2 separate regions of the Homo sapiens genome follow, and region 1 is linked to region 2. A link is a loop called in an ENCODE intact Hi-C map of the cell type or tissue named here. Cell type or tissue: mammary epithelial cell. All regions are shown on one strand. Each heading gives the region's core, and the rest is flanking DNA. Links, peaks and the distances in the headings are about the cores only.

Region 1 (12,491 bases), core at 1,787-9,786, 130 kb after region 2:
AAGTTGGAGCACACAAACAGAATGAGAAACAGCCTTGCCTACCGTCAGAGAGGCCATCTCCATGAAATGAATAGACAGCAGCAATTAACAAGATGCCGATTCTGTGCTCCTTCCCCCAAATTAAGGCATGTGCACAATAGAAGGTAGTTCACTTAAGAATGGATAGGTTATGACTTGAAGAAGAAAGGGAATTTTTAGGGGAGAGGAAAAGCATAGGATGAGAATTGTGTATATGGAGAAGAATATGAAACAAAGGGGAAATTTGAATGTGTTTCAGTATTATAAAAAAGTAAATGATTTTTCTAGGGGACAGCTTAGTTCCAGAATTGCTTTATCTGTTTGTACATATGCAGATCAAAGTAGCTTTTTAAAACCAATTTTAAAAAATTATAAAAGTAGTACTTGACCTTTTTTAAAAAAAAATTTCAAGTTTAGAGATGAAGTAAATCTTTGCCTCCTCTCCTAGCCCCTGCCTTTACTCAAGAGTAACTGTTATGTTTTTTTAATATTCTTCTGCAAATGTTAAAGTATATTTCTATATATACATATTTTTATTTTATTTATTTTGAGACAGTGTTTCTCTCTGTTACCTAGGCTGGAGTGCAGTGGCATGATCTCAGCTCACTGTACCTTCTGCCTCCTGGGCTCAAGCAATCCTCCCACCTCAGCCTCTCAAGTAGCTGGGACTATAAGTGTGCACCACCATGGCTGGCTACTTTTTTGTTGTTGTTGTGGAGATGAGATTTCACCACTGTTGGCCAGGCTGGTCTTGAATTCCTGGGCTAATGTGATAGGCCAGCCTTGGCCCCTCAGAGTGCTGGGATTACAGGAGTGAGCCACTGTGCCTGGCCTATATATACATGTTTTTATAAAAATGTTTCATTTATACTCTTTCTGTCTGCTTTTTTTTTTTTTTTTTTTGAGATGGAGTCGCACTCTGTTGCCCAGGCTGGAGTACAGTGGCACGATCTTGGTTCACTGCAACCTCCGCCTCCCAGGTTCAAATGATTCTCCTGCCTCAGCCTCCCTAGTAGCTGGGATCACAGGCGCCCACCACCACATCTGGCTAATTTTTGTATTTTTAGTAGAGATGGGGTTTCACCATGTTGGCCAGGCTGATCTCGAACTCCTGCCTCAGGTGATCCACCCGCCTCAGCCTCCCAAAGTGCTGGGACTACAGGCATGAGCTACTGCACCCAGCCTGCTTTTTTTTTGTTTGTTTTTTTCTTACACTTAACATTATATCTTAGAGGTCTTTCCAAATTGTTATATTGATTTATTTTTTTTAAAAAAGCTATGTGGCGTTCAACTGTATGAATGTATATTATTTGCTCACCTACATAGAAACCTTATAGACATGGCATAGCATGTTAACTTTTTACAAAGGTGTATCAATTTTTATTGTACACAATGTTTTCTACAGGATACTGTATGTGGATGCATTTTTAAATTTCTACTTACATACACATTTCCATGTGCCTCACATTTAGAATGATAAAATCATTGGTTTGGAAAAGACTTTAAAAGTCATCTTGGACATGATGCTTTAATCTCGTTGATAAAATATCTACCACACAGGAGGAACAGTCCTTGTTTGAACTGGGTACTTGCTTGCTATTACCAGAAATAGCCACATCAGCTAAGATGCTTTCAGCTGCAAGGAACAGAATGCCTGCCTAAAAGTGACTTTAACAGCAAGGGCATTTCAGTACCTCACTCACAAGTCCAGAGGTAGGCTGTCATGGGTTTTGGTTAATTTATTAGGTTGGTAAAATTGCTGTTTTTGCCATGTTTTTAATGAAAACACAAATTATTTTTTACCAACCTAATAGCATCTCTGAATCATTTAGCTTTCCCTCATAGCTGCAAGATTGTTTTGATGATCCAAGCATCATAACCTCACACAGTTGGGTTCAAAGGCAGAAAAACAGAAAGGCCTTTCTTTCCTATGTATCAAGGTGGAGATCCAGTCCCAGAAGCCCCTTAGTGGACCTGCCTTTGCCTCTCATTGGCTAGAATCATGTCACATGTCCAAGACTTAGTTTCATGGAATTGTGGGAAAGAATATCTCTAGAATATTCAGATTTTATAGTGATAGGTCTTCATAAGGAAGGTTCAAGGGGGTTGGGAGAGATGTTGAATAGACGCTCTACAGAGTTGGCTAGAGTAGTCAATTTCCTTTTTGGATAGAGTCAAAATCTGTCTCTTAGTTACTCCACTAATGCTCTTAGTTAAGCTCTGTAAGCCATTCCTAAGGAATAAGGACTTCTAATGAAGGAAATGTGTAGAAAGCTGTAAAGTTTTCCTCCTTTTTCTTTTTCTACACTCCTTTGCATGGACCTTTATGTGCTGTCATAATAGTGAAAAATACGGAAGTTCAGTGTTTTCTCTGGCTCAAACTCTTTCCTTGCTTTCAACGGACTGTGCCATAGCTGCACTGCGCCATAGCTGCACTGCTTACTAAGGTCCTTTCTTTATAGTAATTCATCAAAACCTATAATTTCTCCTTTATTTATTTGTCTGTGCTTCCCTTTTGTCACCCCAGATACCTGAAATAATAAGCTGGTAGAAACAAGTCGGAACTTCTACCAAGTAGTTTTAATTGATTAGAGCTATGAGAACAAATTGCATCCTTGTATCTTTTTAAGGTGATCACTAGGGATGCTATAAATTTTAACAGTAATATGTGTTTTAAGTTTCCTTTTCCCTTATTTTTCCTTCTTTTTCATCAAACTTTTAAAAGATCTCTGATTTAGAAGGGAAGCGAAGTAGATATTTGATATGGGAGTCTTTCACTCTAAGTTACATACTAACCTTCATTTCTTTGGGCTTAGTATTTGTGAAGCGGTTGTAATAGATTGGAAGAAAATATTAAATGGTGTAGAAATAAAAGACCAAGGCCTTGGATCCTATGTGTGCCACTGTTTCCTTGACTTCTTAAGGTTTTAGTGATCTTGGAGGGTCCATCTCTGTTGGGGTCTGAGCATCTGTGAATTATAGAATTTCCTCCTTGTGATTGCATTTGTGTGAAGGGTTCACTGTTCTTTGACCCCCACCCTCCAGAATTCCTAGATAAGACCATATATTTAAGGATGCAATTTTTGAATGAAAACTTATAACAAGATAGATCCAATTATTTCATTTCTAGGCGAGACATTAGTGGAGACAGTATTTTATTGGAACATTTCAGACTTTCTCCTTGATATTGAATGTGTAAAATTATTAACTGTAAAAACTAAATTCCTACTTAATACCTTTATTTTCTTTTTGCACCATCCTTTGGATTTGTTTGCCTCCTGTGTGTACATTTCTAGGAATCATGAGCCCTAGGACGTTTAAAACTAGAATGTTGTCAATTCAAATTTTGCAAAATACCTGAGTTCAGAGAAAAAAGGGGTACTCTACCCCTCAAATAACATCATTTTTTACATGGTATGTTCCCTTAAAGGTCATAGTATATGGAAAGAACATGGGGTCTGCTACTGAATAAAAAAGAGATACCAAGCAAGATTTGCAAACACTTAAATAGATGGCTGTCAGTTCTCCAACTCTATCTTCTTTCCTGTATGTCATATGGAACTAGCCAATGTGTTATGACTAGCTATTATAATGGTCTGTGAAAGTCTCTCTGCCTTTTGTTTCTAGAACATGTGGGGGTTTTTTTTGTTTGTTTTTTGTTTTTGTTTTTTTTGTTTTGTTTTTTTTGAGACGGAGTCTTGCTCTGTTGCCCAGGCTGGAGTGCAGTGGTGCGATCTCAGCTCACTGCAACCTCTGCCTCCCGGGTTCACGCCATTCTCCTGCCTCAGCCTGCCAAGTAGCTGGGACTACAGGCACCCGCCACCATGCCCGGCTAATTTTTTGTATTTTTAGTAGAGATGGTGTTTCACCCTGTTAGCCAGGATGGTCTTGATCTCCTAACCTTGTGATCCGCCTACCTCAGCCTCCCAAAGTGCTGGGATTACAGGCGTGAGCCACAGTGCCCGGCCCACATGTGGGTCTTTCACACATTGTCCCTAAGTTGCACATTGGTAGGGAGCAGAATATCCAAACTGACAGGTAATCCAACTTCTTGGCTAAGCCACACCAGATACTGTTTAATCCCTAAACTATTTGATTATTTTCTTCCTTGTTCTTTAATTTCCTGGGAATGTGGAAGAAACCTCACTATCTGTTTCTCAGTGCCTGAAAGGACAAAGTCTTTTTGGAAAAATATCTTATTAAAAATTTGCTTTTTATGTCCAATTCTCTTCCAAGATAGTGCCCAAATAATTGTAGAAGGGATTTGAGATTTTTGCCTATTTTACGTGCTCAAAGGTGGGAAATATTCTAAAAGTCTTGTGAATTTTGTTTACAGAGAACACTTTTTATCTGTTCATAAAGGCAATGGTAAGCTATTCTGTTAGTACCTACTTTGAGAAATGTGGCAGGGCTTAGCGACCTTGTAAATGATAGGTTTGGATCCATTATGAAGACTAATAGTAGAAATCCTCACCCTTGTTGTATTATACTTCCATAAATGTCAGTTTAAAAAAGAGGGTAAATGGGGCAGGTGTGGTGGCTCATGCCTGTAAAATCCCAGCACTTTGGGAGGCCAAGGTAGGCAGATCACCTGGGGTCAGGAATTCGAGATCAGCCTGGCCAACAAGGTGAAACCTGTCTCTACTAAAAATACAAAAATGAGCCAGGCGTGATGGTGCGCACCTGTAGTCCCAGCTACTCGGGAGGCTGAGGCAGAAGAATCGGTTGAACCCAGGAGGGGAGGTTGCAGTGAGCTGAAATCATGCCACTGTACTCCAGCCTGGGCGACAGAGTGAGACTCTGGTTCCAAATAAATTAAATAAATAAGAGGGCAAATGAAGGTGAGAAAGACTCAAACATGAATCGGGCAGACCATCACATTTTCTTTCTTTACACTTTAGAAGTTCATCTGGACCCCTACCGAACATGGTGTCCTGTTGCAGACTGTCAGACAGTGTGCCCTGTTGCCTCGAGTGACCCAGGACAGCCTGTGCTGGTGGAATGCCCTTCTTGCCACCTGAAATTCTGCTCGTGTTGCAAGGATGCTTGGCATGCAGAGGTCTCCTGTAGAGACAGTCAGCCTATTGTCCTGCCAACAGAGCACCGGTAAGAAAGGAAACTTTGTCTTTGGGATTATTCACTAGTTTTCTTAGAAATTCAACATACCTTACGTGTAGAAGGAGTTACGTTGTGATGGCGTTTAGAGATTGGTTATTTTCCTGCAGAACTTCCCTGAGAAGTGTCTCAGAATTGGTAAGTTGCCAACAAAAAAGCATTTCTAGTTGTTTGCCCCAGAGGAATCTTCCAGATATTGCTGGAATTAAAGTTTGTATGAGTTTTGCTTTCTCTTTAGGTAGTGAGGCACCGTGGTCTACTGGTTCTCAGTAGGAAATCATGACTTGTTCCCGCTCTTTGCTCAGATACAGTATCTGCCTGTATTGGTATATATCATTCTTGTTGCTTGCAAAATGAGAAAAGAAATTTTCTTACCTGACTAAATTGCCAGCTCATGATGTGTGACAGTCATATTAGAAAGAACACAACAATAGAAACAACGGTCCTAAATTCTTTCAGCACGTAGAAAGGAGGGTTCTCTCATGATATTTTATGCTCTGTAAAGGTTGAGATTTTATCGTGATAGGAAGCAATTAAATCTGTACCTTTTTAGTACAGCGGGTTTTTTTTTGTTTTGTTTTGTTTTTGAGACAGAGTCTTGCTCTGTTGCCTAGACTGGAGTTCAGTGGCACGATCTCGGCTCACTGCAACCACTGCCTCCTGGGTTCAAGCGATTCTCCTGCCTCAGCCTCCCGATTAGCTGGGATTGCAGGCACTTGCCACCACGCCTGGCTAATTTTTCTATTTTTAGTAGAGATGGGGTTTCACCATATTGGCCAGGCTGGTCTTGAAATCCTGACCTCAAGTGATCCACCCGCCTAGGCCTCCCAAAGTGCTAGGATTACAGACATAAGCCACCACACTTGGGCGATACAGAGGGTTTTTATGGCAACAGCAGTGCCCAGAGTGAGAGACCTCTGTGTTTCATTCCTGCTTTGCTTGAGGCTATCGTTGTTCTGCATCAGCAAGAACAAAATACGAGTGTTGTAATCCCATTGGCTTAATCACACAGTGCACCCAGAATGTGTAGAACCAGGCTTCATGAATAGTAATGCTACTTGGCTACGATGCTGTGCTTGAATCTCAGAACAAACAAATGGAGAGGAATAGAGAAGCTAATACACATGGCAGGCATGTGCCCTCTTAGCCGGATTCAAACCACTGTTGCCTACATTTTCGTGGCCATAGCAGGAAGCTCCGTGGGTATCACAGGGCAACGTAAAGAACTCAGAGGATAGGAGGATTTGCATTCTGACATTGTCACTCGGTATCTGTGTGTCTCATAGAAGCCACTCAGCCTCTGTGAGTCTGTTTCCCTATCTGAAAATAAGGGAATTAAGATACAAGTTGAGCATCCCTTATCCAAAATACTTGGGATAAGAAGTGTTTCAGATCTCAGTGTTTTCAGATTTTGAAATATTTTCATGATATGTTTATTGGTTAAGCATCCTTACTCTGAATACCAGGAGTCAGAAAGGCTTCAATGAGCATTTCCTTTGTCATGTTGGCACTCAAAAAGTTTCAGATTTTGGAGCATTTTGGATTTCAAATTGTGGACTAGGGATGCTCAACCTGTAATAACTGTCTTATGACAATATGAGGTTATTGTTCATACGAAGTCTGATAATAGATTTGACAACACTCTGTGAGTTGGATATCTCTGTGTGCTGGGTGGTGGTTTTGATGGGCAGTAGCTAAAGTGTTACATGGTGCTATCGCTCACTCCAATTCCTGTTGCTTATTTTCTGTGCCCCTTGGGGCTGTGAGCCTGTATTGGTCTATTCGTCTGTTTGGAGAAGGTCTTTTGAAAGTATTTGACATTATTTTAAAGTGTTTATATTTGAGAACCCCTTCTCCATTTGTCTAATGAACAGACCATTAGATAGATTATATACGCCCAGTTTGGACCCTGACCTAGTTTCTCTGCTGTGTAGCCAACTCCTTGCCATTCTTATTTAGGCAATGCATGCTTAGGGAATGAAATATTAATTTGACAAAATAGTGAGTTAAATCAGTGGTGGAAACTGTAATTATATAATTCACTGAAAGCCAAAATAAATAAAGATTCCTTCTTGTATGAGTTATCTGTACATCTAATAATGTTTTTGCCCACACCCTTTCTTTTGGAAGTGAATTAAGCATGGATAACTGTGAGTTCATTATCTAACCATCAGGAGCCCTGGGAATTCAACTGATGACCATCAGCTGAATGCCATTTCTCATCCATTTTGTTTCTAGAGCCCTCTTTGGGACAGATGCAGAAGCCCCCATTAAGCAGTGCCCAGTTTGCCGGGTTTATATCGAACGCAATGAAGGCTGCGCTCAGATGATGTGCAAAAACTGCAAGCATACATTTTGCTGGTACTGCCTCCAGAACTTGGATGTAAGTTCCACCTAGGTTTGTTGTATGGTGTTTCCTATACTGTATCTGCACCACAGCTGATATCCTACAGATTTTCCTTTAAAATATTGGGGCAATTTTTGTCCTGCAAAAGGAATTTATTTTTCTTAATGAGACTTACTAAGCCTGATACTTTAGATATCTAAAAACATCTTTTTGATGACCTTACATATGCCACCCTGGTGTTAAAGGCAAGCTTTTGTTTTCAGGGCATTTCTTGCTATTTGCACATTGTCTCTATTATGTAAAGGACTATTAGTGTCTTCATTTTATATTGCTGTTGTAACGAATTAGCACATACTTAGTGGCTTAAAATACCACAAACTTATTATCCCACAGTTCTTCACTTTGGAAGTCTGACATAGGTCTTGCTGGATTAAAATCAAGGTGTCAGCCGGGCTGCATTTCTTTCTGGAGGCTTTAGGGGAGAATCTGTTTTCTTGCCTTGGAGGCTGTCCGCTTTCCTTGGCTTGTGGCCTCTTCCTCCATCTTCAAAGCCAGCAACATCAGATCTCTCACTCCCTTCTTTCTTAGTCGTTGCTCCCTCTGACCACAGCTGGGAAAGGTTCTCTGCCTGAAGGACCAATGTGATGAGATTGGGCCCATCAGGATAATGTAGGATAATCTCCTTTATCTCAAGGTTCTTAATTTAATCACACTTGCAGAATCCCTCTTGTCATATAGGGTAACACATTCACAGATTCTGGGAATTAGGCCATGATATCTTTGGGAGGTAGTTATTCTGCCTACCACTATTAGATTTTTTCTTCGTTTTGAATTTAAAGAAAAATGGTTCAAATCAATGGTGTCTCCTAACTCTCTTCTCTCCCTCATGCTCTCTTGCATGCTCTCACTCGCTCTCTCTCTCTCTTGTTCATGAGCATGCAGCAGTATCGCTACTGTTTTGACAGTGTTCCCTTCCCAGATCAAGGGGCTTGGCTTAATTTTTTCTCACCATTCATGAATCAAGTCTCAAATTGAGGTGCAGTTTTATTCAGCCCTGTGCCAAGGCTAATGGTAACTTCAGAGTTAAAAATGCGATGCAAAGAGTTGGTGAGAAGGTCTTACTTCACTTCTGGTCTTTTAAAGTTTGGGGTAACATAAGTTGTTTATAGATAACACTCTGTTTTGGCAATTTGGACCTCTAAAATATGTCCATATCAGCGTAAGCCCTCAGTTACCATTGAGTTGCTATTCTTTTCTCAGCTCTTTGTTTTGATTGCTTGATTTGCTTTAATTCAACAAGCGATTTGTGTAGTGCTTTAGTTCAGACATGCTTAGTGAGTGAGTGTGCAGTTAGCATGTAATGTCATCAAGCAGGCCACCACCTGCTTGATGTTTAATGGAAAACTAGATATGTTGTTTAAGATGACATGTATGAATAAGAATAATAACCTCCATCTTAGTGATTTAAGAAGAGGTATAAACTGAGGAGAAGAAAATGGACATTTTAGACTCTAGAAGTTCAGCAGCTCAGTTTGGAAGAAATATCTTCTATTTAAAAATTGATTTATCATAGGCCCTTGAGTTACAATTATGTTTGATATTTAAGACCTAGCATGCATCTAAGTGAGTGATATTCTGGATGAGGATTTTACTGATTGTACATTACACATGCATTACAAATGAAAAACAATTTTTTTTTGTTTTCCTTCAGGTTTCACCAGAATATTAATTGGGTTCATATCCACAAGGAGGCTGAGCCCATGAGGTTCTCTTTAGGAGGCCAGAGTGTAAGGGAACAAATATGTGCACCAGATCTCCATCCTTTGGTTGAAATGTGTTTGGGGGATGGTGTTGCAAAGGACATGCTGTTCTGTCTCTTGTGCTGCTCTGGTTCTGGAGATGAAATGGTGCAGATGTTAAATGGCTGAATACACAGACTTCAAATATTGAAGCATCTTTTTTTCTGGTGACTGTTTTCTAAGATCTCATTTTCAGTTTTAGCCAGGGGCATTGGATTGTTGGTAATGATGTTTTTCTCTACGCAAGTGGAGTTCTACATCAGATGGTGGTGTGGATCTCTGTTTATAGGAAAGTTTGAGATCATGGGGCCAGGAGAGGGGTGATTGTCTAAAATCCAGGCCTGAGACGGACACCAAACAGGAATTTTGAGTGTTGTTGGAGTTGAGCTTGTTCCTGCCTTGATTCTCACCCCTGTAGTTTCAGAGGATGAGTTACGCTTAATTGTCTGCTTTAGAATCCTATTCCTGTCCATAGCCTTAGAGACTTGAGCTGTTCAGTTATCTCTTTCCTCTCCTGTGGTTTCAATTTCCACTCTCCACTCTCTCAACATATCCATGCATTCGGCTGTGTCACATTTAAACACGAGTAAACATTTTTCTTAAAGCCTACTTCTTTTCCTTACTACCCCTCTATTTATCTTTCCTTTAGAAGCCAAGCTTCAAAAAAGCCTAATCACCTCTTGCTACTGACATTACTTACCTTCCAAATACTGCAATGTGTTCGGATTGCCACGTAGTCACACCCCGACTGTACCTCTTTCCCAGATTTTGAGTGATTTCTTATTGGCAGAATCCAATAGTACTTGTTTTTAGCATACCTAGATTCTCTGCTGCATTTAACATCTTGACCACTTCCATTTCAGTGATACCACCTCTGTTGGTTTCTCTTCTACCTTTCTGGTCATATCCCAGTTCCCTTTTTAGCCTCTTCCTCGATCCAGTCTTAAATGCCTGTGTTCAGCAGCCTCTTTGCTTCTCAGTTTACCCCTCTTCCTAGTTAATCTCAGTCTCTTCTATGGTTTCTTCTACCCCATGTACACCGATGCCCAGTTGAGTCCCCTTTCTCCATTTGTCTAATGAACAGACCATTAGATAGATTATCTACACTTAATTTGGACCCTGAGCTAGTTTCTCTGCTGAGGTCCAAGTTTTTTTTTTTTTCAGTGTAGATCTTTGTGATGAACTGCCTTTTGAACAGCCCTGCTTGGATGTCTCAACCATCTCTCAAGTTCAACGTGTCCAAACTTATCTTCCCAACAAACTCCATCTCTATGTTGTCACTTCTCTCAATAAAGCGACTGCCTTCTTTTAACCCAATCACTTTCCCTTCTCTGTGATTGCTTCTCCTTGTTTCTCTCCAGTTACTTTCTTAATATCTGAGGACTGTAACTTCCTCTTCTCCATCCATCCTCAGTCACTGGCATTTTCTCTCTCCTGGTTTGCCACACCAGCCTTTCAGCTGCCTTGCTCCTGGTCTTCCCATTCCATTGTACCTCCGCCAGAGCTACCTTGCTAAGATAAGTAGTCAGGTCATTACTACTCTTTTTTTTTCTTTTTAAAAATAATTAATTGAGATTCGTATTGATTATGATCTGCTTTCACTTTGGTGATTTACAAAACTACCAAGATAAAGATTACAGGCTTGGAATTCCTAGAGGGGGTCACTGATATCACCAGAGAAAAACTTTGCCTTCCATTTGGTGATCTGATGTGGTCTGTATTCATTTCTCAATTTAAAACTGCATATTTACTGAAATCAATCTTTTTATTTTTCAGAATGACATTTTCCTCAGACATTATGACAAAGGGCCATGCAGGAATAAACTTGGCCACTCAAGAGCATCAGTGATGTGGAACCGAACACAGGTACCCTGACCTTATAGGGAGCGTGACATAAACCAAAATCGTGATGGCTTAAAGAGCCCACCTCTTCGCCTTTCCTCATTATTCCCTCCTGGGAGGTACCATCCCAGCCTGGGAGCTTCTGGGGAGTGTTAGGGCAGGGCTAGGGAAAAGTAATGGGGTAAATACCTAAAGTTAATTCATGAGCACAGTCTCCTTAAGGACAAGCGGAGAAACAGGGGCACCAGAGCTGCCAGGCAGTCAACAGTGACGTGCAGAATGCAGGCAGATGTTCTTTCCTCTTGAGAAACAGTGGAATGACTTTCCTAAAGCCCTTTAAGGCATATTACCTATCAAAGGCAGTGTATTAGTCTGTTCTCACACTGCTAATGAAGACATACCTGAGACTAGGTTAGTTATTAAGGAAAGGGGTTTAATGGACTGACAATTCCACATGGCTGGGGAGGCCTCACAATCATGGCAGAAGGCAAAGGAGGAGCAAAGTCATGTCTTAAATGGTGGCAGGCAAGAGAGCTTGTGCAGGGGAACTCCCATTTATAAAACCATCAGATCTCATGAAACTTATTTACTACCACAAGAACGGTATGGGGGAAACCACCCCCATGATTCAATTATCTCCACCTGGCCCTGTCCTTGACACGTGGGGATTATTACAATTCAAGATGAGATTTGGGTGGGGACACAGCCAAACCATATCAGGCAGTGCTCTAAAACCCTGTGAGCCCCTTCTAGGGCTTAGATCCCTGTGTACATGCCATTGTGTGTTTATGTGGCAGGTTCAAAAGGAGTCATGGTTTATTTTTAATTTTTAATAGTGTTTTATATTTATTAAAGGCGGTATTCCTTTGGAGGGAGTCAGTGCTAATATCCTAGTAATCATTAACATCCCTTTGAGCTAGTTGAGGAAATTCAAGTAGAGAGAGAGCACCAATACCAATAATTCATGACTATACTGAGCTTGCGACAGCTTGAGTTAGCATTTGGATGGTTTCCATCCTTGATTTGGTCCTTTGTATCTCTCTGGCTTCTCTCCAATTCAGATCATTGCTGGGCACTAGCTGAAAGGTCCCAGAAATGTAACTGTTCTGTGTGCCTGAGATGATGTCTTGTTCAGGCTGCTATAACAAATGACCATAGACTGGGAGGCTTAAAGAACAGAAATTTACTTCTCATAGTTCTGGAGGCTGAGAAGTCTGAGGTTCAGGTGACAGCATGGTCATATCTTAGCAAGGGCTCTCTTCCTGGTTTGAAGATGGCCATTTTTTTGCTGTGTCTTCACATGGCATAGAGCCTAGAGAAAGAAAGCAAGCTCTCTGGCATCTGTTCTTGTAAGAGCACCAATCCCATCA
Region 2 (12,491 bases), core at 2,990-10,989:
TGGGAGGCTGAGGTGGGTGGATCACAGGGTCAGGAGATTGAGACCATCCTGGCTAACATGGTGAAACCCCGTCTCTACTAAAAATACAAAAATTAGCTGGGCATGGTGGCACGCACCTGTAGTCCCAGCTACACGGAAGGCAGGAGAGTTCCTTGAACCCGGGAGGCAGAGCTTGCAGTGAGCCAAGGTCATGCCACTGCACTCCAGCCTGGGCAAAAGAGCGAGACTCCATCTCAAAAAAAAAAAAGAGTTCATAGTCTCAATAGTGACACTTAAAGACAGAGAGGAATATGTACCAAGTGCTAAATATAGCACAAAACTTATACTTTTATTGTTACATTTCATAGCTTAGTCTATATTATAGGATAGCCAGAGACAATTTGTAATTTTAATGATGCTAAGGTCTGAGGTCAAATACCATTTAATTCACATTAATGCAAGAGCTATACATTATGGTCTGCCCCTTGAGTGTCTAGGATACCATTTAAAACAACAACACAAAAAGGTTTTCCAGAACTGGAGATTACACATACAAAAGACACATGTAGTTTGAAAGACATGGGGTAAGCGTGACTCTCTTAGGTATGAGGGTCATTCATTGCTTGGGTTTAGAGCTATCAACCTAAAATAACCAAAAGGGTCAGAGTTCAAAGAGAGTTTATTCAAGTGCAGACTTTGAGATGACCACTCAACCATCTAGGATGCACATATTCCAAAGAATGGAAGCCAGTGTTCTGAAGTGTAGAATCATGGGACCCTTTATACAGACATAGATTAAGGAAGCTTAACAGAATTTCATGATCTTTCTATATAAGGATTAATGCATAGTTACAATGATCTGATGAATTGAGGTTGTCTTTTTCTTTCAAGAAAGGTATATTTAACAATCCATGCTGAAGATTTTGCATCATCTGAGTTGAATTAGGTGAAGGACAATAAAGGAGGCAGTTAATCTGGAACAAAGATCAGTGATTGGAAGAGGAAGAAGTCTTGTCTCTGGTCCTTTCTGGTCATTTACAGAACAAGAACAATGAGGAAGAGACTTGATTTAATTTAAGAAGCAGAAGTTACAACTACATGCTATGTGACTCAGATCACAGTCACATCTCTCTCAAGGTGTTTTCTGGGTTCTGGCAGCTTTTAAATTTTACTTATTTTCACATAGCTATAGTCTGCCCTCCAAAATGTGCTAGCTGTCCTGAAAATGCACATCCTTGGCCACATGGGTGATGGGGTCAGAGGTCACGATGGACCTGCATTCATGGTTCTTTTTTTAAAATTTTATTTATTTATTTATTTATTGAGACGGAGTTTCACTCTGTCGCCCAGGCTGGAGTGCAGTGGCGCGATCTCGGCTACTGCAAGCTCCGCTTCCCGGGTTCACGCCATTCTCCTGCCTCAGCCTCCTGAGTAGCTGGGACTACAGGCGCCCACCACCACGTCTGTCTAATTTTTTTTATTTTTAGTAGAGGTGGGGTTTCACTGTGTTAGTCAGGATGGTCTTGATCTCCTGACCTCATGATCCGTCCGCCTCGGCCTCCCAAAGTGCTGGGATTATAGGCATGAGCCACCGTGCCCAGCCAAATTTGTAGTTCTTAACTGGAAGTGCATTCCACCTTTGGTGGGCCAGTAGTATGTCCTGTTGATGTAGGGAAAGATGCAGAAAAAAATGGTGAGTGGGGAGTATGGGCTGAGACTGGAGACATTCTTGTTCTGCACTTATTGTCATCAGGTGGAGTTTTCTGTGAAATGAAGATGCTAATAACGACCTTTCAGAGTGGTTGTAGAGAGTAAATTGATTCAAGCACAGTGCCTCATAAATAGTAAGCTCTTAAGATATGGTAGCTCTTTTTTCTTCTTTTTTTTTTTTTTTTGAGACAGAGTTTCACTCTGTTGCACAGGCTGGAGTGCAGTGGTGCGATCGTGGCTCCCCGCAACCTCTGCCTCCCCGGTTCAAGTGATTTTCCTGCCTCAGCCTCCCGAGTAGCTGGGCCTATAGGCGCATGCCACCATGCCTGGTTAACTTTGGTATTTTTAGTAGAGATGGGGTTTCACCATGTTGGCGAAGCTGGTCTTGAACTCCGTATCTCAAGTGATCCGCCTGTCTTGGCCTCCCAAAATGCTGAGATTACAGGTGTGAGCCACCATGCCCTACCTGGTAGCTCTTATTAGGGTAATTTATTTTCCAAACCAGTACACTTAGGAAACGAAAAAGGGTACTAAAATAATACATACAATATAATTTACATATGTTTGAATATAATTTCTAAATTATTTATATATTGGATGATAAATTAGTTTTATTATATGCATAGGCCAATAAAGTAGTTCTATTTAAAAACTTTTGAAAATGAAATTCTTTCATTTTTGTTTTAAATTTTTTTTTTTTTTTTGAGATGCAGTTTTGCTTTTGTTGCCCAGGCTGGAGTGCAATGGCTCAATCTCGGCTCACCGCAACCTCCGCCTCCTGGGTTCAAGCGATTCTCCTGCCTCAGCCTCCCGGGTAGCTGGGATTACAAGCATGGGCCACCATGCCCAGCTAATTTTTTTGTATTTTTAGTAGGGACGGGGTTGCTCCTTGTTGGTAAGGCTGGTCTCGAACTCCCCACCTCAGGTGATCTGCCCGCCTCAGCCTCCCAAATTGCTGGGATTACAGGCATGAGCCACTGCACCGGGACGAAAATGAAATTCTAAAAAGTAACAACTATCTATGTATATTAAAGCAAAATTAAAAAAATCTTTAGTCTTATCAGAATGATGAAAATAACGTAAGTGGTATGATTATTTTTGTTACATAGTACATGCTTAATCAGTTTCTTAGTCTTTTTTTTTGGAGACAGAGTTTCGCTCTTGTTGCCTAGGCTGGAGTGCAATGGTGCAATCTTGGCCCACCGCAACTTCTGCCTTCCGGGTTCAAGTGATTCTCCTGCCTCAGTCTCCCGAGTAGCTGGGATTACAGGCATGCGCCACCATGCCTGGCTAATTTTGTATTTTTGGTAGAGATGGGGTTTCTCCATGTTGCTCCAGCTGCTCTCGAACTCCCGACCTCAGGTGATTCGCCCGCCTCGGCCTCCCAAAGTGCTGGGATTACAGGCGTGAACCACCGCACCCGGCCTTTAGTCTTATCTGTCTCAAATATCATGTCATTTTTCTGACACCGGCATTTTTTGGAAGAATGCATTTTTTTCTTTTTTTTTTCCCAAGACAGAGTCTTGCTGTGTTACTCAGTCTGGAGTACAGTGGTGCAATCTTGGCTCACTGCAAACTCCACCTTCCAGATCCAAAGGATTTTCATGCCTCAGCCTCCCGAGTAGCTGGAATTACAGGCATGTGCCACCACACCCAGCTAATTTTTGTATTTTTAGTAGAGACAGGGTTTTGCCATATTGGCCAGACTGGTCTCGAACTCCTGGCCCCAAGTAATTCACCTGCCTTGGCCTCCAAAAGTGCTGGGATTACAGGTGTGAGCCACCACGCCTGGCCAATACTGCTTTTTTTGTAAAATAGACTTATTTTTAACTTCTCATAATACCTGGATCTTTTTTGAGGTTATACTGCATGTGAATAAAATTGAGGTTGACTCTTCTTCTCTGTAAATCATAATTTACTTGAGAAATGTAATCTCTCTAGAAGAGCTAAGTTATCTGGTAAAAATGGAGTGAATTCTGCTCAATGGGAAGTGTTCTTAATTCTAATTTTTTTTGTGTTAAAATGTATAAATAATTGGCTGAAATATACTTCCTGATTACTGTTCTTTTTGCTTCCATTCAGAGTACTTTTCTTTGCTTTTACAAATATTTTTGGAAGACAAATGTCATCACATAAATTATCTCCATTTATGATAATTCTGATGTTTCCCCAAACTGAGATGCCATAAATTCATAGGCCTTCTTAATTTTGTTCCATTCCAGTGGACAACATAAAAGTTTCTCTCCATATGTAGAAATATTCCAAAGAACAATTATAGAATCTCAAAACTAAATCTTGGACAGGATCTGAGGGCAATTCATTTATTTCCTATAACTCTGTTGCTGTAGATCGGATGTTTCAGTGTCTTCCTCTTTGCAAGTTTGGTTTTTAATAGTTGTAATTACCGAAAAACTGAAGTTTGTTTTTTGATGCTCCTTGAATTCTTTGATTAAAATTTCTAACTGATATTGAACAAAATGCACCCTAAATCTAGAGGACTAATTATGAAAAAGTTCAATATCATTGGTCAGACACAGGCTGATTTACTAAATAGTTCCAATGGATGATGGGTAGCAGAGAGGAAATAAAGTTCAGTACTGCCATGCTGAGGTGTTTTGTTTTTTTTGTTTTGCAATCAACATCAACTTATCAACTTTATTAAAAAATTTTGTAGTTTAATAAGTTGGCATCTTCAAAATTTGTAAATTTTTACAAATATGGTTTCATTGCAGTTGATACAATAATGCAACTTCTTTGGAGAAATTATGACTTCATTTACACTGTAACCAACTCCAGCTGTAGTTCTGCATCTTTAAAATTAGATGCCTTAATTTTTTTTTTTTTTTTTGAGATGAAGTCTCGCTCTCGCCCAGGCTGGAGTGCAGTGGCACGATCTCGGGCTCACTGCAAGCTCCGCCTCCCGAGTTCACGCCATTCTCCTGCCTCAGCATCCCGAGTAGCTGGGACTACAGGCGCCTGCCAACACGCCCAACTAATTTTTTGTATTTTTAGTAGAGACGGGGTTTCACCGTGTTAGCCAGGATGGTCTCGATCTCCTGACCTCATGATCCACCCGTCTTGGCTCCCAAAGTGCTGGGATTACAGGCGTGAGCCACCGTGCCTGGCCTAGATGCCTTAATTTAAGAAGATTTTTTTTCCCCCCAAGACAGAGTCTTGCTCTGTTGCCCAGGCTGGAGTGCAATGGCATGATCTCGGCTCACTGCAACTTCTGCCTCCTGGGTTCAAGCAATTCTCCTGCCTCAGCCTCCCGAATAGCCGGGATTACAGGCATGCACCACCACACCCAGCTAATTTTTTTTCAGTACTTTTAATAGAGACGGGGTTTCGCCATGTTTGCCAGGCTGGTCTCGAACTCCTGACCTCATGATCCGCCTGCCTTGGCCTCCCAAAGTGCTGGGATTACAGGCGTGAGCCATTGTGCCTGGACAAGATATTGTTTTTACCATGACATCATGTTCCACCAAAATGTTTATATAGATTATCACTGCAAAAACAAATACTTTTACCTTAAATATTGAAAATTTAAATTTATAGTGAGTCATAATTATGTCAGATATGTTTCATCTTAAACAGACTACAATTCCAAAAGCTTTACATTGATTCCATGAATTAGATAAAAAAATTAAACCATTATTGGAATTAATTTAATTGATCTTTCTAGGTGAAGCCTTAGTAACACTGATATAAAATTAGCAACAGTGAAATTTTTATAAAATTCTTCTATCAATCTTAACACATTATAGCTTTTGCTTCACTTTTCGTGCATGAACACAAAAACATGAAATAAAAATTGGCAAAGTCAGTGTAGGAGAATAATTACTGGATCTAAATGTCATGTGAGCACCTTACACAGCTGTGTGTAATAACTTGTAAACTTTAAGTACAGGGTTCCCAAAATAGCTACTAATTTTATTTTTCTTTTAAAAATAGAAACAATCTTGCTTTGTTGCCCAGGCTGGAGTGCTATGGTACAATCATAGCTCACTGCAGCCTCAAACTCCTGGGCTCAAGAGATCCTCCCATGTCAGCCTCCCAGGTAGCTAGGATTACAGGTGTGTATCACTACACCTGGCTAGCATTTTTTTTTTTTTTTTTTTGCTGTAGAGATAAGGTCTTGCTATGTTGCCCAGGCTGGTCCTGAACTCCTGGCCTCAAGTGATCCTCCCACCTCAGACTCTTAAAATGCTGGGATTGCAGGTGTGACCCACTGCACCAGGCCACTGCTAATTTTTTATGTAGATTATAACACTTCAGGCCCACACCTGTAATCCTAGCACTTTGGGAGGCCAAGGCAGGTGGGTCACTTGAGGTCAGGAGTTCAAGACCAGCCTGGCCAATATGGTGAAACCCCATCTCTACTAAAAATACAAAAATTAGCTGGGCATGGTGGTGTGCGCCTGTAATCCCAACTACTTGGGAGGCTGAGGCAGGAGAATCAGTTGTACCTGGGAGGCGGAGGTTGCAGTGAACCGAGCTGAGATCACGCCACTGCACTCCATCCTGAGCGACAGAGCAAGACTCTGTCTCAAACAACAACAAAAACCCAAGAAAAGAAAAACAAAAAACTTCTTCAGATTTGTGTTTTAGGGTTTTCATTTGCTTCTGGATATCACTTTGTCCTCCATGGGTGTGGGGAGTGGCAAATGATGACATTTTATGCAATTTCACATTCATCAACTTACTTGAGGATAGAAAATTCCTCACTTAATATTTTACGAAGTGTAAACTTTCACTTTTATTTATTTACTTATAAAATAGAGATAGGGTTCTGCTATGTTGCCCAGGCTGGTCTCAAACCCCTTGGGTCAAACAATCTTCCTGCCTTGGCCTCCCAAGTGCTGGCATCACAGGTGTGAGTGATTGCACCTGGCCTAAACTTTCCCTTTTGAGCTTACTGTTGTTGAAAGATTTCTTGCAAAATAAAAAAGCACCACCAAACAATAACATAATACTTTTAGATGCACCTCATAGAAGAAATAACCAAATCATTTTGGTCAGATTGGTTTCTCTGTGTCCTAAGGCAGTACTTGCAGCCTCGTTTCCCTGTACATATTCCTCACACCCCTAACCTATGATTTCTCACATATCTCAGGGACCCCACCAGCTGTGCCTTGGTGGTTCTGTGCATTTTATAGACCTGAGCATGGGCCATGGCAGACCTAGTCGGTGAATCCCAAGGGTTCAGAGCAGCAGCTGTTGGAGAGCTCTCTTGCCACCATAAGTGCTATCCTTGGACAGAGTTGAACTTGGAGGCTCTTGTCTGAGGGTCTTTTTTTTTTTTTTTTTGGTAAGCAAGTGCCTTGCTGTTTTTGAAAGGGAAACGTGTTAGTTCCATTGCATGTGGAAAGGATTGGGGAAAATAGAAATGGGTCCACACTAGCCGCCTTACAGATTTAACCGCATGTGACATCTTGGCTTGTGTGTCATACAGTACTAGACAAGACCATGGTGGAAGCTGAAAACATAAAGGGCTACTAAACCAATCCTAGCTTATTTTAGTGCAAATATTAATGGTGACTCTCCATTAAAGTGAAACAATCCAGGAAAATGTTAAACCAGACAAAATAGCAGGATAATACGCCTAAACCAGGGCTGTCCAGGGCAGAAAAAGACCCTAGTTATAAGGATGGCACATTATCTCGGGAGTTTTTGCATAGGAACACTAGAGGGCGCTTTAGACTATAGTTAAGAATCCTGCTTTGATTTACAGAAGGAAACTTACTGTATCAGATTGATGTTATAAATTTCAGCAGTGGTTGGTTTATACATTGGTATTCCTAGAACATGGAAAAATGCAATACAAATGTTTTCGTGTTCCCCCTTCCCATGCTGGAGTGGTTACGATAATACTGTTTGTGTTTTACTTCAGATTAAAATCTTCAGAAGTGCCCTTTAGTTGTCAAAAGTGTCAAACACTGGGGATAAAAAGGTCACACACTGTTAGTGAGCAATGAAAATTTAGTATGATAAACTGATTCAGAAAACAACTTGCTTTGAATGTTCTTGATGTGCTAGGTATGTTTTCCTAAACCTTTTATGCAGGACACATTTAATTTTTTATTACAATTCTGTGAGATAGGCACGACTGTTATTTACTTTGTAGATGAGGAAGCCGAGGCACTCGGTGTTGAAAAGACTGCCCAGGGTCACATGTCTTGTGCATAGATAATGTGCTGTTAACCGTTGTACTGTGCAACTGTGCAACACAGTTGCATGGATAATAATTAGTGAATAATACCTCTATGAATGAATGAATAAATATTATGTTACATAGATACTAAGCATATGGGAAAGGAGTAGGGAAAATTGCACTTCATATTTTTTTCCTAGTGGCTGGTCCAATTATTTAATGAATCCCATTCCAGCTCTCAAGAGTCCAGTGGAGTCCACTCAGGGTTGGAAATGGATTTGTCTATGTTACATTATGGCTTACCTGAAAATAGTGAATGGGAGTTCACGGTCACTCAGTCATCCAACTCTTGAGAATCTGGCCTGGGGATGGAATAGAGGAGCATGAGGAACCAAGAGTGGGAGGAATGGGGTCCACTTTTGGAGAAAACAAGAAAAATGCAAGGAGGAAAAATTGCTTCAGCTCCCTGGCAGACTCGTTCTCTAAGACCGACTCAGGAGACGGTGGAGGCTCTCTCTGTGTCCCTCCAGGGGCTGCTCCAGGAACCAGGCTCCTTTGGGGTGACAAATACGTCCACCCCTAGTAGAACCAGAGAATATGAATAGATGCTGAAGTCCTAGGACTAAAACTGGTTTCAGTGAGGAATGGGGGAGGTCCTACTACAGGTTGGGGAGGAATGGATGAGATTGTCCCCCTATTTAAACATTTCTTTTGTTGTATTTTTTTATTATAGTAAAATATACATAATATAAAATTGACCATTTCACCAGTTTCACGTGTGCAATTCAGTGGCAATAAGTAATTCACAATGTGAATGACTTTTTTTTTTTTTTTTAAGACAAGATCTCACTCTGTTTCCTAGGCTGGAGTGCAGTGGCACTATCTTGGCTCACTGCAGCCTCCTCCTAGGCTCAAGTGATCCTGTCACTGCAGCCTCCTGAGTAGCTAGGATCATAGGTGTGTGCCACCATCCCTGGCTAATTTTTGTATTTTTTGTAGAGACAGAGTCCCACTATGTTGCCCAGGCTGGTCTTGAACTCCTGGGCTCAAACAGCTCTCCTGCCTCAGCCTCCCAGAGGTGCTGGGATTACAGGCACGAGCCTCCATGCCCAGCCTGTGAATTACTTTTTCATAATCACAAATAGCAACTCTCCATTTCCTCCTCTCCCCAACCTCTGGAAATCACCGTTCTACTTTCTGTCTCTAATGAATTTGACTACCCTAGGTACCTTGTTAAGTGGAATCATACAGTATTTGTCCTTTTGTGACTGGCTTATTTCATGTAGCCTAATGTCCTCCAGGTTCATCCATGTTGAAGCATGTGTCAGAACTTAATTTTTTGGTTAATGTTAGAAGACTGGAGAGGAGATGGAAGGACATGTTCGGGCTTGCACTCCTTGGGTGGCAGTGGGAGAAAGACAGTAGGTGTGGGATGCCTTTCTCCTGCCCTTCAGGAAATATCATGCTTCCTTCTAAGGCCATCAAGTGGTGTGATTGATCAGGCAACAGAAAACCAGCCTCCCATTCCCAAAACCTATCCCCCATTCCTTCTCCATACTGCCTAAAATACACAGACTTGGAGACTGGTTTGATTTAACAATGAGAGTGCATGGGGAATTGAGGTGGGGAGAAGATGCTGTCAATTATTTACTTTATTAAGTATTACTGTAATGTGAATTAGAATATCAGATCATTTTCCACCTCTGTCTACCCCAGTTGAACTAATGAAGCAGGAGTTATAGAGTTGGAGTGGAGAGTAGAGAAGGGATGCCATTTTGGGCACGTATATGACAGGCTCATACCACACAATGTGAGCCTCAGGAATCCGGGGAGAATGGGAGAGAGAAGTTTTTTTTTTTTTTTTTTTTTTGAGACGGAGTCTCACTCTTTCACCCAGGCCTGACTGCAGTGGCGCTATCTCGGCTCACTGCAAGCTCCGCCTCCTGGGTTCACGCCATTCTCCTGCCTCAGTCTCCCGAGTAGCTGGGACTACAGGCACCCACCACCGCACCTGGCTAATTTTTTGTATTCTTAGTAGAGACGGGGTTTCACCGTGTTAGCCAGGATGGTCTCGATCTCCTGACCTCATGATCCGCCCGCCTTGGCCTCCCAAAGTGCTGGGATTACAGGCGTGAGCCACCGCGCCAGGCCAAAGCGGGTGTTTTAAGAGCCCCCAGCTCTGGTTCTAGTACCAGACCAGCTAACAATGCTGCCCCGATGCGAAGTGAAGGGGAGCTGGGCATGGGTGTTCACTGTGTGCCTTTCACAGGATACGTCTACTTGGAGGGTGGCCTAAAGCCTAGTTCTCCAACCTGTAACCAGGAGGGCTCTCTCACAGGAACCTTGTTTATACTGGCAGATACCCACGTGGCTCTTGTCTGATCGGGTCCAGTTTATGCCTGTCTGACTGTCACTCTGCTGCTGGGAGCCTGACTTTGTGCTCTCCTTGGTGCCTTGGAGAAAATCAGGCCTGGGGCAGCCCCTAGTTCTTCAGATGGAAGGTGCAAATTCAGTACAGCACCCTCATAGGAAACAAGTCCAAAGATTTTCACTTAAACAGTTCCTGGGCAGGGAGAGCACCATGAGTCTTTGGTCACTAGGTCATGTGAGGCAGGAATGAGGGATCAGGTGGAGAGAGAGAGAGAGAGAGAGAGAGAGAGAGAGAGAGAGGGAGGGAGGGAGGGAGGGAGGGAGGGAGGGAGGGAAGAGAGAGAGAGAGAGAGAGAGAGAGAGAGGAGAGAGAGAGAGAGCGCGAGCAGCTAGCAGTATATTTTGCATAATACAGTGTGGGCCATTTTCAATTTGAGGGTAAATGCATGAATGGTCCCTTTAAAGGAAGCAATGGGAGAGTGGGGAGCCCAGGGGGCTAGCGGTAGAAATGCCTCTAAGTTCTTATCTCTGGCCACCAGCTCCAACCATTTGGGTGTGATGTAGAAAAGAAAAAAAGGAAGAAGGACAGAGGAGCCAGCTCTGCTCTTGCTGGTCTTAAGCAGGACCAGATGGGACACGCCCCCTTACGCACCCAGCTGCTGTTCTCGAAGGCACTTAAGGGCTCTAGCTCACCTGGAGTTTTGAAGGGGATGCGGAAGAGCTTGATGTTGCAGCCTTCCTCTCTCCTTGGCAGAGTCTCTGGTGATAGAGACATGGAAGAAGTTTCCAAGGCTGGCCCTGGGTCAAGCAATGCAAAACAGAATTTATTTGTGGAGAAAGTTTATGTTCCATTCAGCTGTAAGTTACAATGGCCATGACTCTGAGAGGCTGTCTCATAGGTTTATATAATTTGACACTCATAGAAGGAGAGGCCTCCTTTTACCTGAATGTTGTTCATTCCTAGCTTTTTATCCTTGGATTGGTTGGTGAAAAAGCAGCCAGCCTTGACTGAATTATGTGTGGAGTTGGGAGAGAGGAAGGAGGTTTCTAGGTCTGTGTTGGTGACCTAATTCTGTATTATGTTTTCAGCTTTGCTGACCTAATTCTGCATTATGTTTTCATTGAGTGAGCTTTTTATTTTTATATCCCTTTCTGGTAACGGAACTACCTTTAAGACTTTCAGTTTTTCCATGTCCCAACTTGCCACATTTTACGTGCACTTGAAAATTCACTCCTTAAGCTATTTTTCATTCTTTCAACCCAGTAGGAATAATATTGCCTGTTTATTATTTGAATAGCAGCATTACTGCTGGTATTATAAAGTCGCTGGTCTTGAGCATAATTTGTATGTGTAATAAGTTAATATTTGTTGTCAAGGCTTTAAAGGGGCTGTGTCTTTGGTGTTGGATTTTAATAGTTAATGAACCAATGGAATCTTTTTAGTTTTATTGCCTTCCTTGGGTGATTAGATATGCATCATCAGACCTGGTTTGCTTTCACCAACGCTGAAAACAGGTTCCTTGTTAAACACGTCAGTTACTTGTTTCTGGAAGTTACATTTACCACATACTGTGATGACTGGCATTGTTTTTTGGGTTTCCGTTTCAATGAAAAAAATTACTTGAAAAATGTTCTCTTATATTTTGAAACTGTGATACTCATGTTAGCTTGTGATTAGCACTAGCATTTGAGGAACATTCTAAATTCAATCTCTCAGGCATTTTGGTTTCTTTGTTTCTAAAACTTGTTCAATTATGCCTGATTTCCACTGGTAAGACATAATAACTCTTTTGTGCAAATTGGATGTTTGTATCACTTCCCTGCTTTTTAGTAAACTTTGAAATTCTTTTCAATTCCTGAAACTAAGTGGGAATAGTAACTAGATTAACCATGGCTTTTTTGTTGTTGTTGTTGTTGGAGAGACTGTAGCCTTGACCACCCAGCCTCAAGTGATCCCCCTGCCTCAGCCTCCTGAGTAGCTGAGACTACAGGTGCAAAGCACCAGCCCACCTAATATATATATATATTTTTAATAGAGATGAGGTCCTACTGTGTTGCCCAGGCTGGTCTTGAACTCCTGGCCTCAAGCGATCCTCCCACCTCTGCCTCCCAAAGTGCTGGGATTATGGGTGTGAACCACCGTGCTCAGCTAGCTTTTAAAAATAATGAGCATGAGGCAGGTGGATCACCTGAGGTCAGGAATTCAAGATCAGCCTGGCCAACATGGTGAAACCCCGTCTCTACTAAAAATACAAAAAGTTATTTGGGAGGCTGAGACAGG

What was found. A loop is a pair of places that touch in the nucleus more often than their neighbours do. Peaks named below come from ENCODE experiments on the same cell type or tissue, not always from the same donor. Only the 100,000 strongest peaks of a DNase experiment are listed, where the experiment ranks them.
Region 1: it touches region 2 in a loop (3.0-fold over the local background); 2 of 110 quality-filtered maps call a loop at or near these places.

Annotation. Positions count from the first base shown.
Region 1 is chr6:18,452,236-18,464,726 of GRCh38, forward strand. RNF144B (ring finger protein 144B) reads left to right here. Exons shown (of 8, transcript NM_182757.4): 5 at 4,920-5,124; 6 at 7,372-7,516; 7 at 11,056-11,145. Among named protein-coding and RNA genes, the nearest start is that of MIR548A1HG, 64 kb to the right of the region's middle. In mammary epithelial cell, for the core only: no CTCF peak of the experiment used is centred there; DNase peaks (open chromatin) are centred at 5,246 and 6,116; H3K27ac peaks cover 1,498 bases.
Region 2 is chr6:18,316,997-18,329,487 of GRCh38, forward strand. No RefSeq gene overlaps it. Among named protein-coding and RNA genes, the nearest start is that of DEK, 59 kb to the left of the region's middle. In mammary epithelial cell, for the core only: a CTCF peak has its summit at 7,366 (motif pointing right); a DNase peak (open chromatin) is centred at 9,235; H3K27ac peaks cover 1,172 bases.